Linked DNA regions of Homo sapiens: region 1 is linked to region 2. Evidence: read pairs that join two places in POLR2A ChIA-PET (ENCODE). Cell type or tissue: CD4-positive, alpha-beta T cell. All regions are shown on one strand. Each heading gives the region's core, and the rest is flanking DNA. Links, peaks and the distances in the headings are about the cores only. Region 1 overlaps RIC8B (RIC8 guanine nucleotide exchange factor B). Region 2 overlaps RFX4 (regulatory factor X4).

Region 1 (8,339 bases), core at 208-8,207, 81 kb after region 2:
AGGCTCTCTATCACAATTGTCTCTAATTTCATGTGTCTTCTTAATTATTTAAAATCTGGAAGAAGAAAGATATGACTTTGATGCAGATAATTAAAGCAGGTGTAATGGCCCAAGATCTCACTAAAAATGAAGAAGTAAACCAAATGAGTATTCAGGGCTTAGTTTATTTCCTACTGTTTGCCTTCTTGCCTCTAACTCCCTGTGTCTCTTTAATACCACTGCCAATGAGTAAACATTGGAGATCACTTGTATTTCATTACTTGCTGGTAGTTCTGGGGGAATTAGGATATTAAGATTGATTAAAATGAAGTTCGTGGATTTATTGCTTTGAAAGTTAAGAGATGAGACATTTTTATTAAGGGTGTACAACCAGTCTCTGAAATAACCTGGTAACATCACATCTGTTGAAACTTTTATAATGGTTAGTAAACTGCAACAGTGCACCATAGAAAAAACGAATTTAGGCTTTTTGGAAATGAAAAAAAGTCTCTAGCGGAATTGAATCTTAAGAAGGTAAATGAGAGTGGCTAGGTCAGCATTTCTAGAAGTGGTTATGGTTGTTCATAAGAGATAGTGACTATTAGTATTGCCTCAGGAATTCTTCCTAGGATATTCTGCCATCTAAAATGTATGGTATAAGAATGCTTGTTTGGGGTGGGCAAGAGATGTAGTAAAGTAGCAGACCCCACTGTTCAGGCATTCAACCCCCAATGTTTCCTCTCTTTTTTATTTGCCATAGAGTGATTCTCATCAGTTCCGTGTAATGGCAGCTGTCCTTCGTCATTGTTTACTAATCGTAGGTCCAACTGAAGACAAAACAGAAGAGCTACACAGGTGGGTAAGCTCTGTATTGATATCCCAATGAAGGACATCATCAGTTGTTCTTGGTTTTATGCATCTAATTTCAATTGTTATAAGCACAAGAAAGTGAAAATACTACAGTAAATCAGGTAACTGGTAGGTCAGAAATCATTATCATGGAAATCATTACTATGCCCTGATGAGAAATTTTTATTCTGCCCCCTTTCACTTTGTTATATTGAGGCTCAACAGGAGAAGAGAATTTGGCATTTGTTGCAAATGCCACAAATAGTTACTGTTCTTGGTTTTATCCAGAACAACAATAATAGTACACAGTTATTGAACACTTAACTCTGTGGCATTGTGCTAAGTGCTTTATAACGATAACTTCTTTAATCACCATGCCAACATTATAAGGTAGATTCTGCAATTTTTCCCTTTTACTAGTTGAGGAAACTGATGCATAGAAAGATCAAGCAATTTCTCTGAGATTATACAGCCCTAACAAGTGAAAGAGCTGGGATTTAAACCCTGCTTTTAATTACTACACTTAACTAGTACTCTCACTAATTTCATTTGAAGAGTACTTACCAAAAAGTATATATTTTGGCAATGATAGTTTTATTTTTTAAAAAAACTTGTAAGAATTAGGGCATAGTGTCTAGCATTAAAATATATAAAATAGGCCGGGTGTGGTGGCTCATGCCTGTAAACCCAACACTTTGGGAGTCCAAGGCCGGTGGATCACTTGAGGACAGGAGTTTGAGACCAGCCTGGCCAACATGGTGAAACCCCGTCTCCATTAAAAATACAAAAAAAGTAGCTGGGCATGGTGGCACATGCCTGTAATCCTAGCTACTCGGGAAGCCGAGGCAGGAGAAACACTGAACCTGGGAGGTGGAGGTTGCAGTGAGCCAAGGTCGCACCGTTGCACTCCTGCCTAGGCAACAGAGTGAGACTCCATCTCAAAAAATTAATTAATTAATTTTAAAAGTAAATAAAATATATAAAATAGTTCAGCTGGGTGCTGTGGCTCATGCCTGTAATACTAGCACTTTGGGAGGCTGAGGCGGGCAGATCACTTGAGTTGAGCCTGGGCAACATGGCAAAACCCTATCTCTACTAAAAATACAAAAATTAGCTGGATGTGGTGGCGCACGCCTGTAGACCCAGCTACTTGGGAGGCTGAGGTGGGAGAATCTCTTGAACCTCAGGAGGTGAAGGTTGCCATGAGCCGAAATTCCGCCACTGTACTCCAGCCTGGGTGACAAAGCGAGACCCTGTCTCAAATAAATAAATAAAATAGTTCAAATTTTGCGACTTGTCCGTTAGAACTATTAACGGACTGCTGTAAAAATTTATTGTACTCTGAGAACAACTGAATAAGAATTAATGCATTTTTCCAGTTCTCTTTCCATTCTGGATCAGATTTACAATAACAAGAGTTCTGACTTCATCATGATGCTACTCATGATGCTTTATTCTATATGAATACAAATGGCATTTTAAACAATTCAAATAAACTCATATCTGCAAACAAATTACTTTGGCATTAACTCTACAAAGAATTTAACATAGGGTTGTTCTTAATAGTAGAAATTCCTTTTTGAACACTTAAAATATTCAGTTTTCCAAAATACGGCTTAAATAAAACTATAGAAACACAGCCACAGTATAAAGTGAAACATATGCTTAATTGTTATTTTTCAATTAAATCCATATTATTTTAGTTATGATCAGCAACTTATTATTTGATATTGTACTGAATTTGCTGGTAGGTTATCTCAGTGTACTCCCTGCCCTGCAGCCTGTCAAAAGACTGTTTTTCTTGATTAAAAAATGTAATTGTTTTTCTGTAGCTACAAATCAAACATTCCTTTAGTTTTCTTAAGACAGTACCTTTAAAAAAAGTCAGATTAACTGCAATAAATCATATCCTAACAAGATTTTATTAAACATTTTGACCCACTGTAATTTTTTTCGTAATTAAGAGACACTAGAAATTTAGACCCTAAAACTAAAAGAAAATGCTCTTATAAGCCCAAGAGTAAATTGATTTTTTTTAAGAAGTCAGATATCACAAGTTAAATAATCATACAAGGATGTGAAAGGAAGGCACTTTGACCAAAATTGCTATACTAGTCACAAATACATTGCCAAAGATTTCTCCGAATAATGAATTTAATATCTTGACGCAGCACCCAGTATTTGTTGAAAGAGAGCAAAACTATGTAATAGAGGTTTTTAAAATAAAATTTTTTTAAAGAAGTCGTATTTATTTTCCTTAGTGATGCTAGCTTTTTTCCTTAAATTTGCTTTTGTCTTAAAAGTTATTTTGATAAAAACCTATCGGCTTCACTGTAAATAAGGAGCATGCCTAGAGCCACAGACAGGATTTATGAGTATTTCTCAGAGGCTTTCCTGGGAGATTGAGGTTGCTGCTGACTTAACAGTTTATCTGGAATGGCCTTGCATGTTCCTTTAATCAGAATTAGAGTGATTAGTATCATTTTGAGCAGTAATGACTCCAGGCTAATCCATTTAAATTCAATGAAAATGGCACTAACCTCAAAGTGCTATTTTAGGAAGCTTCTGTAGTGATCCTGAAAACAATTTTTCTCTGTGTGTGTGTTTTAAGCATAAAAATTTTTTTAAAGGATTTCAAAGTAACATCTCAAATTCCATTTTTGAAAGTTATTTTCTAAGTTTGTTTTTGCTTTTTTTTGGACACTTTGATTTGCTTTAAAGAAAAGTTTAATGAAATAGGTAACCCTGGGTAGCACAGTGTATGGTTGTGCGTTATCATCAAACCCAAAGAGTTGTGATGGTGATTAAATGAGAGGTTCATAAAGCACCTCTTCCCTGGCAATGAGAAAATACTCAGTAAATGGCACTTGCTGCCGCTGCTGCCACCACTGCCACTGTGCCACTGATGTGCTACTTCTATTAGTATTATGATAAACATACTGGATTTTAGAATATTTAGTTATTTTAAATCTTTTTTTAAAAGTTGTTTGTTGATTTTGATACGCTGTTTAGGAACTTATGCCTATGTTCATCCTGTGATCATGTAAAGACATCTTTTTTCTTTTAATCCAAGTGTTTCTGAAGCCAGATAAGTTCTATGATATATGCATGTTAGGAGCCTATAAAGGTGCTTTAGGAGAAAAGTAGGTTAAAAAAAATAGCCTGGCAGCTTTTTCTGATACGTTGTCTTTGTAAGACAGTGCAGTTTTTTCAGAGAAGTCAAGAGGACATGGACATAGAGATGAAATGAGTTAGCTCGTAAAGACAGCAGACCTTGACCTTCATTTCCACTAATCAACATTTTATATGGCTTTTAAAATCTATTCTTTCATTTCCTTTTGTCTGTACTTAATGGTAACAGGTAGGTTGTTGGTATGATCCACCTTTTTTGCTCCACTGAAGGACATCCTAATTCTGTTCATTTCTATGTGCCTGAAAGTATTTTCAGCACTCCAGTCCATAATCAACAAGCTTATGCATAAATACTTAGCCCAAAAAAGTTGGCATGTGGTTGTGGTTTTATTTTATTTTGGAGAGAAGGGAAGAAATCAGGATGGCCTATATGCTGATGAGAGGAGGGGAGGACCAGATTTGATTTAATTTATTTTAGGCTCTCAATCTCGTTTTCTTTTACTCACTGAGTACATTGGTATTTATAAAGCTTTTTGTTACTGTTTCTTTGTTTAGACTAATTCACTTTGTCTCACATATTGAAGGGGACAATATAGTACATAATACAGTACCTAATAACACCTTATTACAGTGCTAAATACAATGCCTTAAACATGGCAGTCTTTTTTTCTTTCAGTTTTTTTTATAGTGGTAAAATACAGTTATAAAATTTGCTATCTTTTAAGTGTACAATTTGGTGGTTCTATTTATAATGTGCAACCATCACCACCATCCTTCTCCGTAACTCTTTTCATTTATTCATTAAGATGGCTCCATCTTCTCCACTGCACACAGAGGTGTTTTTCAAAAAGCAAATGCCTGCTTTAAATCTTGTCATGGCTCCTCTTTGTCTTAAGGAATAAGAGAAAACTTTTTGGCAGCAGGATTGGTGGGGGATCATTGTGCAAGTATTTATGATCTGTAGTCTCATGTGGAAAATCTGTTTCTCCTGATTAGTTCTCTCTTTCATCCTGTATATATGATTCTACCAAACCTTTGAATATATATATGTGAGAGTTTATTTCTGAGCTCTCTATTCTATTTCATTTGTCTGTATGGCTTCAGGCCAGTAACACACTGTTTTGGTTACTGTAGCTTTATAGTAAGTTTTGAAATGAGTAAGTGTGAGTTCTCCAGCTTTGTTCTTTTTCAAGATTATTTTGACTATTCAGAGTCCCTTGAGATTCCATATGAATTTTAAAGTGGGTTTTTCTATTTCTAAAAAAGAGTGTCATGGGGATTTTCATAAGGATTGCGTTGAACCTATAGAATGCTTTGGGTTGTATTAACATTTTAACAATACTGTCTTCTAATTACACAAGGCAGACTTTTAATAAATGTTTGAAAATTGATTTCATTTGTTTATTAATTAAGCACTACTATGTGTTAGGCACTATGTTGAGTAACAAAGGTGAATACAGCACAGTCTCTGTTCTCCATGACTCGCTAATCAATAGATAAGACAGATTTGTAAGTAAATAGGTAGAGTTGTTTTGATGAGTGCGGTATTAGACATGAATAAGCTTATATAGTTGTACAGAAAAGGATAATTTACTTTGGAGAGATTGAGAAGGGGTTTGGATTGGTTTTGTTGTAATCATAAAGCTCTTAGCTCTTTAAGCTGACTCTCTGTAAATGACAGTCATCTAGGTGAACAGATGTTTTCTGAACTATAGCTGAACACTGGTCTTAGAGGACTTCACAATGCATACCTGGAGGAACATGGAGACTAAATTCCCAGACTGCCCGATTTAAATTAAGACCCTCCCTCCCCCTCATGCACATATCTTGTCACTGTCTTATCATCTGCTTTATTTTTTTTATAAGGAGAAAAGACATAAATGTTAGGAAAGCTAAATAACAATTCGAGACAGGGATAGAGAGATATCACAGATTTTTTTTTAGTAGTTTCCCAGTAAATTAATTATTCAAATAATAATTGCTAATAGAATTCAAAGGGCAATGTAAGTATGGTCTGTCATGATGAAGAAAGTCTTCCTTGCTCAAATGATACCTGTCCTGGCCTTTTCCAGACTTCTAGTCCTCTGATGATTCCTTTTTCTCCTATCTCTAAGTCCTCTTATAGATTTCCTTTCTTCCATCTCTATTCTAAAACATTTGTTCATCATTTCAACCTGCTCCACTCCATTACCATGTCCTGCCAGTCTTAAAGCACTCAACCCTAGATCTGTCAGCCCACCTTCTTTCTCCACAGGCTGCTGAGCCCTAAGGGAAAGTTTTACCTAACCTGACAGATGGCTCCATCTTCTCCACTGCACACAGAGGTGTTTTTCAAAAAGCGGATTTCTACTTTAAGTCCTTTCGTGGCTCTTCTCTGTCTTAAGGATTAAGAGAAAAAAAATTTTTTTAATCACTTTGCATGTGTTTATGATATGCAGTCTTATGTAGAAAATCTGTTTCCCCTGGTCAGTTCCCACTTTCATCCTATGTATATGATTCTACCAAACCTTTGCAACTCTCTAAAGGCCTTCTGCACCCCCTTGTCCTCAGAAGATAACATGTTTTTACTTAGTTTTTATTATGGATATTTGGGGTGGCCTGGCAACATGGTGTAGGGGTTGTGAGATTATGAGAGAGCTTAAAGCCTTCAAATACATCTTAGCATGGCCATTGAAGCCTGACATCTGGATTAAATCTAAACCCTTTCAACAAGACTTCAGGGCAGAATATCATGCTATCATGCTAAAGTGTCAGAGTCTCTGCCTAATAAATTGGGCAAAATGCTGTTATCATGGCAATATGCCAGTAACTTCTGAATGAGGGAAACCATCTCTGGTTGCGTTGTATTGGATGAATCCATGGAATTGGATCTGAGGCATTGGCCTTCACCTTGGGAACTCTCTGCCCCGAGAGCATCCGTCTTTCTGTTATCAAGCAACACATTTGCATGGCATGGAGCCACTTCCTCCCTTTGCCTCCAGGAGCCTACCATTCCACAATCTGCATGACTTTGTATTCAAGCTACTCTGCTCTTCTTTCTCTTCCTTAGACATAGATTCCTTATTAGGGCCTTTACACTTGCTCTGTCTACTGCGTGGAATCCTTTTCCCAGATCTTTAAGAGGCTGAGTCCTTCTTGACACTGAGAACTCAGCTCAAATGTCACTTCCTCAGTTAGGCCTTCCCTGACTGCCTAATTTAGATTAAGAACTCCCTCCCAGCCCCCTGCCACCACACACACACATATCTTGTCACTATCTTATCATCTGCTTTATTTTTTTCATGGTACTTATCACTAACTGAAATAATCTTCATTTTTTATTTTTCCACTTGTTTATTGTTTCTCTCCTTCATTAAATTGTATGTAATCCCAGCATTTTGGGAGGCCAAGGCGGGTGGATCGCCTGAGGTCATGAGTTCGAGGCCAGCCTGGCCAACATGGTGAAACCACGTCTCTACCAAAAACACAAAAATTAGATGGGCGGGTGGTGGGCACCTGTAGTCCCAGTTACTCAGGAGGCTGAGGCCGGAGAATCGCTTGAACCTGGGGGGCTGAGATTGCAGTGAGCTGAGATGGGGCCACTGCACTCCAGCCTGGGAGACAGAGCAAGACTCTGTATGAAAAAAAAAAAAAAATTTATGCTTAAAAAGAGTGAAGATTGTGTCTGTCTTCTCTGCCATTATATACCCAACACCTAGAACAGGTATACTTAGTAAATGCTCAATAAATATTAGTTGGATGAAGGGATGGATAGATAGATGATCTTGCTGACCTCTTAAGAGGCTAATTGGAAACTGTCAAGCAGGATCGTTCTTAAACCCTTAATTCCCCATCCCTACCTATAAGTGTACTGTAAAATGTACCTATTCTTTCCTGTTTTCTGCCAATCTCAGGAAATTAAGTGGCTCTCTCGCTGCCCAAGGTTAATGCCCACACCTTTTTCTTCTGCCTCTTGAGGCCTTATTTCAGCATTGAACTCCTCCTCTAGTTCTTCAGTCTCTTCTTTGGGCTTTATCCCTTCAATATGTGACATGCTGAGATCTATCCCTTTTGTGAGGAAAAAAAAATCTTTTATCGGATCTTTGTCACCTCAGAGATATGACCCTGTTTCTTCCCTTCCATTCACAGCTAAGTTTTTTGACAGTGTTTTGTGTGCCATTAGCCTCTAAATATTTTGATCATATTCCTAATCAATAAAAATTTTTGAATACACCCTCAAGTATATTTATTTACATATACCTTATATATATATGCTGCTAAACTGACATACGAAATAATGAAATTATATACAAATAATAAAAAGGGATAACATAGAGATTAATATTTTAAAATAGATTTTTAAAATTAACCTGCCACAAACTTTCAAAATTATCAGCTGG
Region 2 (8,339 bases), core at 299-8,298:
TACTCCTTCAACAACAAATTCAATGGAACGAAAATTTACTGAACACCTACTATTTGGCACACCCTCTGTTGGGGATACAGAGATGAATAAGGAACAGTTGCTGTGCTCCGGGGCTCACACAAAAGTAACTGCTGTTGCATTCTCTCAGGTGATGGCTATTATCATGACTTCTTCCCACTGCTTGGAAAAAAACATGCTTTGGTTTCCTTGGCTGCCCCGTTTCAATATCCATTGACCTCGCTGTGCTCGCCTGAGGTCCCAGAGGCTTCAAGGGTTAATTACTTGCTTGCTGTGGCTGGTTCATTGTTCTCCCAAACTTCTCACCCTTTCTGCTTCCATTTCCAACTCTAAACTTTGTTTAATGTATTAATGTTTTTCTTTTTACGGAGGCAATACACATTCTTTACAGAAAAATACAGATAAGTAAAATAAGGGAAAACACTGTAAAACTCTCCTCAATCCCACCACTCAATGATAACCCATTTTAATAAACATGACATTTTAAAAAACTGTAACAGTAATATAATTTCACATGAAGTTCAAAACATAGAGGAGGGCAATTATGCATAATCCAGTCATCTGAGTTGTGATCATTTTGGGGATCTTCCCTTCCCATTTTCTTGTACTTATAAATCAAGCCTAACATGTAGCCTGCTAAAGTCATTATCTTTTGGGGGAAGAATATGGAATAGATGTGCAAAGCAGGAAGGGGTACTTTCAGCTGTGCTGGTGAGTAAGGACACTAGTAATTTTATAGAAAAACATGTTTAGAAATTTGCCGTAATTGGCTAAATTACTGTTGCTATTCAAATGTTTCATCCCTGGTAATAGAATCTCACCCAAGAAACTTGCCTTTCTTCCCTGGGGTCTGAAATGAGAAATACAGAAATATCTATTTTAAGAAGTTCTCATGTAAGAATACCTGAATTCATAATGAAGAGTGTTTGCATACCATTAAAAGCCTACCACGTGCCAAACTCTCTGACATATATTACAACAGTCCTGCAAGATAGATATTATTACTCCTGTTTTAAAGATGATGAAACAGAAGCTCATAAAGTTTAACAGGCTTGCCCAAGATCTTATAGCTAGTACCTGGCAGAACCAGAACCCAGAGCAAAGAGACACAACGGTAGAGAGTAGAAAGTGTGTGGCACAAAGTGTGTGGGTTCACAGCCCGACTGAACCACCCACTCACTCTGGGACCTTGCGCAAGTTATTTAACATTCTAAGTTTCCTTGAACTGGACTTTTGTGTGATGCCATTAGCCTGCAGTTAGTGTTGACAAAAGGAACCGTCCTTAGAATCAAGATGAAGTCCATTGTAAGGGTGTTGAGGACATTGTTGAACAGTTCATAGTTAAAGATATTGCTGTTTGCTCTGAATTTGGAGGACAGTAAACTCCTGAGCGATCGTCAGTCTTAGTGCTCCTAACTATTCAGGCTTCCAGGAGCACTGGCTCCTGGAAAACTCATATCTAAGTTTAAAGTTCACATATAGGAAGAATTTGGGCGGCATGTTTCACCTCATTCTGAATTGCATTTTTTGCCTCCAATTCTGCTTTTCTTTCTTCTTTCATTCCCACTTCCATTTTATTGTCTCGAATCTTTTATATTGCTATACACTCCCTTAAATTCTTTTGGATTTAACCATCAGTTTCCTCATCTATAAATGGGGGATAACGTTCTTTTAAGGGTGTGTGACAAGCACTCAGCACAGTGCATGGTCTGTAAGAGATGCTCAATAATGGTGTCTCCTTTCATACTCTTAGAATAAATCTTTGTCACCTCATTACAACAAAGGACATTATTTGCATTCTAAAAGATTCTTCAATTTATGAAAGGGCTCACCAAAGGGTTCTTTTAACAATAAGCCAATGTATTTAAAATAGGACACCATTTCCACATTTCTTCAAGGGTATTCCTTACCGAGTCTCTGTCACATAACTGGCACAGCGCTGATCCACCAACTCTGCTTCCTCCCACTACTCCATATCAATGCAGCTCCTCTCATATGCTATTTGCAAAGTCCCTGGGATGGAATGGACTAATTTTTAAAATGAAAACCTTTCCTTTATCTTTCCAGAGGAATTTTTAGATAGAAATGGTCTGCTGCAGAAAATACAGAATGGGAGATCAAATTTTCTCTTTTACTTCACCTTAAAAATGTCCTCCCTTAAATTCTTTCATGTTTTCCATGTACCTAAAGGGGGATGTTGAATCCCATTACCTCTGCCTTCTAAAACAAGTTTAATTATTTCCACCATACTAACATATTTTAAAATTTATCAGAAATTAAGTTGTCTGATGAGTTTAGTATTGCTATTAATGATTTATCAAATTATCATTAAAAAAAATTCTAGCCCAGGAGCGGTGGCTCATGCCTCTAATCCTAGCACTTTGGAAGGCCGAGGTAGGAGGATCACTTGAGACCTGGAGTTCAAGACCAGCCTGGGGAACATAGTGAGACCCTGTGTCTATAAAAAATTTAAAGGCCAGGTGCGGTGGCTCACGCCTGTAATCCCAGTACTTTGGGAGGCAAAGGCGGGTGGGTCACAAGGTTAGGAGTTCGAGACCAGCCTGACCAACATGGTGAAACCCTGTCTCTACTAAAAATACAAATATTAGCCAGGCATGGTGGTGTGCACCTGTAATCCCAGCTACTCAGGAGGCTGAGGCCGGAGAATCACTCGAACCCAGGAGGTGGAGGTTGCAGTGAGCTGAGATTATGCCACTGCACTCCAGCCTAGGTGACAGAGTGAGACTCCATCTCAAAAAAAAAAAAAAAAAAAATTAAAAATTAGCTGGGCATGGTGGTACATACCTGTAGTTCCAACTACTTGGGAGGCTAAGGGGGAAGGATCCCTTGAGCCCGGGAGGTCAAGGCTGCAGTGAGGGCCATGATCATGTCATTGCACTCCAGCGTGGGTGACAGAGTGAGAGCTTGTCTCCAAACAAAAAAAAAACTAACCATCTCATAAAATATTAAGCATTTAATTTTGTCAGGTTTTTATCCCCCAGTCTTTAGCACTTTCAAGGTATCCAATTAAATTAAAAAATAGACAAAGGGAATTCATAATTTGTATGGAATAGGTCACTGTCCAGGTCACTGTCTAATAATCTTCAAAAAGACCTGAGCTGGCAGAGCCCAGTAATCTACTTATGTTTGCTTAAAGCAATTTGTTGGATCCTTAACACCTGTTGAGTTGAGCGCTGAAAAGTTAATTTGCAGTGCCTATCTGGGCTGTATTTCCCCAGGCTTTCCTTTTCCTTCTCGCCCTCCCTTCCTTTCTTCCTATCCTTCCCTTCCCTTTTCTCCCTTCTAAAATTTTTATTGAGTGTTTTGGCAGTCAGGATCTGTACTAAGCACTGGGAATCCATTGGTGGCCAAAATAGGCCAGGCCCCTACCCTCATGGTGCTTTCTGTCTAGTGAGGGGGCCATTAATCTAATCACATTCACTAATGGGTGTAGGATTACAAATTGCAGTAGGCACCACTTAGGCCTACAGTACAGTGAGGGATCTGGCCTAGTCTGGGGTTAGGAAGAGGACAGCTTTTTGGACTGTGAGAGGAAGAATGAGTGGGTAATAAGGCAGCAGAAACAGCACGTGCAAAGGCCCTGAGTTGCTGGGAATTGTGGTACTCTGGAGACAATGAAAGATACTGTGGCTGGACCAGACAAAACAAAGACAGGGGATGGGGGATGCCTCTGGTGAGCTCAGCAGAGTCAGAGATACATGTCTTATAAAGATTTTGGCCTTCAACTTAAGAACAAAGGGAAGCCACTAAAGTAAGGAAGAACAAGGGATATGAGAACTGTTAATGATCAAGACGTCTTAATTTGTCTCTGCAGGAGCAATGCAGTCTTACACGTGGTCTCTAACATACACAGTGACGACGGCTGCTGGGTCCCCAGCTGAGAACTCCCAACAGCTGCCCTGTATGAGGAACACTCATGTGCCTTCTTCCTCCGTCACACACAGGATACCAGTTTATCCCCACAGAGAGGAACATGGGTAGGTAACTTTCCAGGGATGCTGCTGGACTTTTAAAATTTGATCTAAAGAGGCTGGGCACAGCAGCTCACACCCTGTAATCCCAGCACTTTGGGAGGCCAAGGTGGGCCTTGAAGTCAGGAGTTCGAGACCAGCCTGGCCAACGTGGTGAAACCCTGTCTGTACTAAAAATACAAAAATTAGCCAGGCATAGTGGCTTACACCGATAATCCCTGCTACTTGGGAGGCTGAGGTGGGAGAATTGCTTGAACCTGAGAGGCAGAGGTTGCAGTGAGCTGAGATCGCACCGCTGAACTCCAGCCTGGGTGACAGAGCGAGACGCCGTCTTAAAAAAAAAAAAAAAAGAAAAAGAAAAAAGATCTAAAGAGGGGTTTCCTTAGCAGCTATTTTCTCAAAGAACAGGAAGGGTGCTACCCTTTGCTGAGTTCCCACAATATCCTGAGCACTGTATTGTGTAATCCCCACAACAACCAGGGTAGGTAGGTAGGTAAGAAGGTGTTAGTGACCCCATTTTAGATGAGGAAATTGAAACTTGTTTGGTTATCTTCCATTCCCCAAGGTCACACAGCTGGCACATGGTAGGGCCTAAACTGAGCAAATGTCTGACTCCAAAGCCTGTGTTCCTCCCTCTTTACTCCTTTAACGCCTCAGCTGAAAACCCCTTTCAGCAGTTCCCCTGGGTGGCTCTTTGTACACTTCGCAGAATTACAGAGCTTCATCTTAGGTTCAAGTCTTTTATGATTCCATTTAGAGAAGGGCTTCCCCACCTGAGGGCTGGAGGTCCCTTTAGGCTGCAGTTATTCATGAGGTTCAGGGGATTTCCCATAGGTTCTAGCGGTGTTTTATGCCCTGGAAAAATGCATCATTTGTTTTGCCCATATTTTTTTCTTTTTCAAATACGTGGAGTGATGTTGCTGTGATGAATGAACTACAAATCCATACAAAAGTGTTACTTGAATCCTCATAGCTCTTTGCCATTATGCACTGTCTTTATCAAAAGACACTAACCTTACAATGTCTAATGAGCAGTGATCTGAAAAGCACTTATGATATTAACAAGAGATCCTGACCGGGCACAGTGGCTCACACCTGTAATCCCAGCACTTTGGAAGGCCGAGGTGGGTGGATCACTTGTGGTCAGGAGTTCGAGACCAGCCTGGCTAACATGATGAAACCCCATCTCCCTACTAAAAATACAAAAATGGGCTGGGCGCAGTGGCTCACACCTGTAATCCCAGCACTTTGGGAGGCCAAGGCGGGGTGGATCACGAGGTCAGGAGATCGAAATCATCCTGGCGAACATGGTGAAACCCCGTCTCTACTAAAAATACAAAAATTAGCTAGACGTAGTGGCACGCGCCTGTAGTCCCAGCTACTCGTGAGGCTGCGGCAGGAGAATTGCTTGAACCCAGGAGGTGGAGGCTGCAGTGAGCTGAGATTGTGCCACTGCACTCCAGCCTGGCGACAGAGGGAGACTTCATCTCAAAAAAAAAAAAAAAGAAAAGAAAAATTAGCTGGGCATGGTGGGTGCCTGTAGCCCCAGCTACTCAGGAGACTGAGGCAGGAGAATTGCATGAACCCAGGAGGCGGAGGTTGCAGTAAGCTGAGATCGCGCCACTGCATTCCAGCCTGGAGAATAGAGCGATATACTCCAACTCAAAAAAAAAAAAAAAAAAAAGAGAGCTCCTACCATGTGGTGCAGTGGGCCTCACCACTCACAGGCCAGGTTCCAACAGACCAGTTGTGGGGGACATGGGAGGAGGAGGGGGAGGATTTCTCAGGTCCCTTCCACAGTTGGCCCAGCATAATGCAGCACGGCGGTGACCTGACAGTGGGCACAGGCCTGGATGTTGGTGTACTTTTCCATAGGTTCAAGTGCCCCTGAGCAGTCAATCGGGCAACCATTATTTTCTCAGGGGGCCTTTGAGAGTATTTCCACACATTTAGAATAGACTCTGAAAACTCTGTTTCAGAGAGATTTTTGATTCAGCAGAAATAGCAGAAAAAATACTCACATGGTCATAGGTCAGCATCTTTACCATAAATATTTTACTAAGAAGAACAGTGATAATAATAGGCTATGTCTACACAGGACTTTCTGGTTTATGGAGTGTGTTCACACATACGATCCTCAGAATGACCGTGCGCAGCATTTTTATGGATGTGAGAAACAGGGTCATGAAAGTCACACAGCTAGAAAGTCGTGGAGCCTGATTTAGAACCAGGGTCTTTGATGCCTGTTTGAACACGCCATGGTGCTCTCCCCCCAGGAGACAGCTTACAGAAACCCACTACATCCTTCCCCATGATGTGGAAGCAGAGGCCTGAGTGATACAAAAACATAAATCTCACAGTGGTTTGTTTTTTGTTATCCCTATTTGATTTCAGGATACAACAGGGGTTTTAAACACAGCAGGAGTAGAGGTTTCCATCACTAATGATGTTTGGCTCAGGGCTAGATTTCATCCCTGAACGCTGGCTGGGGGGTAAGGGAGGTATCTTCTAGGTGTTGAGGGAGAAGGAAAATCAACCTGGGGTTTTAAGTTAACCATAACAAGGCCACAAGAGTGGAAATGGTAAGAATCAAAAAGAAGAGGCCGGACACGGTAGCTCATGCCTGTAATCCCAGCATTTGGGGAGGCCAAGGTGGGTGGATCACCTGATGTCAGGAATTTGAGACCAGCCTGGCCAACATGGTGAAACCCCATCTCTATTAAAAATATAAAAATTAGCCGGGCATGGTGGCACATGCCTGTAATCTCAGCTACTCAGGAGGCTGAGGCAGGAGAATCATTTGAACCCAGGAGGCGGAGGTTGCAGTGAGCCAAGATCATGCCACTGCACTCCAGCCTGGGCAACAGAATGAGACCCTGACTCAAAAAAAAAAAAAAAACAGATGAAAGAAAGAAAAATGGGATTGGGGGTGAAGGGGGGAAGAAAAGAAAAGAGAAAAAAGAAGAAAAAGGAAAAAAAATAGATGAGGTTTTTAAAAAGGTGTCAAACTGATCTGTTCTTGCTATTACTCACACTATTCAATGTGCTTGATGCATTTTAGATACACGGGAAGCTATAACTATGGGAGCTATGGCAACCAGCATCCTCACCCCATGCAGAGCCAGTATCCGGCCCTCCCTCATGACACAGCTATCTCTGGGCCACTCCACTATGCCCCTTACCACAGGAGCTCTGCACAGGTGAGTCAGTGGTCCTGGTTTCTTGGCCAGGCCTTGGTATACTTGGTGCCAAATCTGGTTAACACAGTTCATAAACTGTTATGCATACTGTGTGTGCAGCGTGTGTGTCCCCAAGGAGAGGACAGTCTTTATTTATTTATTTATTTATTTTTATTATTATACTTTAAGTTTTAGGGTACATGTGCACATTGTGCAGGTTAGTTACATACGTATACATGTGCCATGCTGGTGTGCTGCACCCACTAACTCCTCATCTAGCATTAGGTATATCTCCCAATGCTATCCCTCCCCCCTCCCCCTACCCCACAACAGTCCCCAGAGTGTGATGTTCCCCTTCCTGTGTCCATGTGATCTCATTGTTCAATTCCCACCTATGAGTGAGAACATGCAGTGTTTGGTTTTTTGTTCTTGCGATAATTTACTGAGAATGATGATTTCCAATTTCATCCATGTCCCTACAAAGGACATGAACTCATCATTTTTTATGGCTGCATAGTATTCCATGGTGTATATGTGCCACATTTTCTTAATCCAGTCTATCATTGTTGGACATTTGGGTTGGTTCCAAGTCTTTGCTATTGTGAATAATGCCGCAATAAACATACGTGTGCATGTGTCTTTATAGCAGCATGATTTATAGTCCTTTGGGTGTATACCCAGTAATGGGATGGCTGGGTCAAATGGTATCTCTAGTTCTAGATCCCTGAGGAATCGCCACACTGACTTCCACAATGGTTGAACTAGTTTACAGTCCCACCAACAGTGTAAAAGTGTTCCTATTTCTCCACATCCTCTCCAGCACCTGTTGTTTCCTGACTTTTTAATGATTGCCATTCTAACTGGTGTGAGATGGTATCTCATTGTGGTTTTGATTTGCATTTCTCTGATGGCCAGTGATGGTGAGCATTTTTTCATGTGTTTTTTGGCTGCACAAATGTCTTCTTTTGAGAAGTGTCTGTTCATGTCCTTAGCCCACTTTTTGATGGGGTTGTTCGTTTTTTTCTTGTAAATTTGTTTGAGTTCATTGTAGATTCTGGATATTAGCCCTTTGTCAGATGAGAAGGTTGCGAAAATTTTCTCCCATTTTGTAGGTTGCCTGTTCACTCTGATGGTAGTTTCTTTTGCTGTG

What was found. ChIA-PET counts read pairs that join two places held together with the same protein. Peaks named below come from ENCODE experiments on the same cell type or tissue, not always from the same donor. Only the 100,000 strongest peaks of a DNase experiment are listed, where the experiment ranks them.
Region 1: POLR2A ChIA-PET joins it to region 2 with 5 read pairs; 5 of 35 experiments call an interaction of 5 or more read pairs at or near these places.

The regions. Positions count from the first base shown.
Region 1 is chr12:106,824,987-106,833,325 of GRCh38, forward strand. It overlaps RIC8B (RIC8 guanine nucleotide exchange factor B), which reads left to right. Exons shown (of 10, transcript NM_001330145.2): 4 at 740-834. Among named protein-coding and RNA genes, the nearest start is that of RIC8B, 54 kb to the left of the region's middle. In CD4-positive, alpha-beta T cell, for the core only: no CTCF peak of the experiment used is centred there; no DNase peak of the experiment used is centred there.
Region 2 is chr12:106,743,584-106,751,922 of GRCh38, forward strand. It overlaps RFX4 (regulatory factor X4), which reads left to right. Exons shown (of 18, transcript NM_213594.3): 16 at 3,854-4,016; 17 at 7,072-7,210. All of the region lies in intron 1 of LOC100287944 (a long non-coding RNA gene), which reads right to left. Among named protein-coding and RNA genes, the nearest start is that of RIC8B, 27 kb to the right of the region's middle. In CD4-positive, alpha-beta T cell, for the core only: no CTCF peak of the experiment used is centred there; a DNase peak (open chromatin) is centred at 4,488; H3K27ac peaks cover 1,490 bases; H3K27me3 peaks cover 71 bases.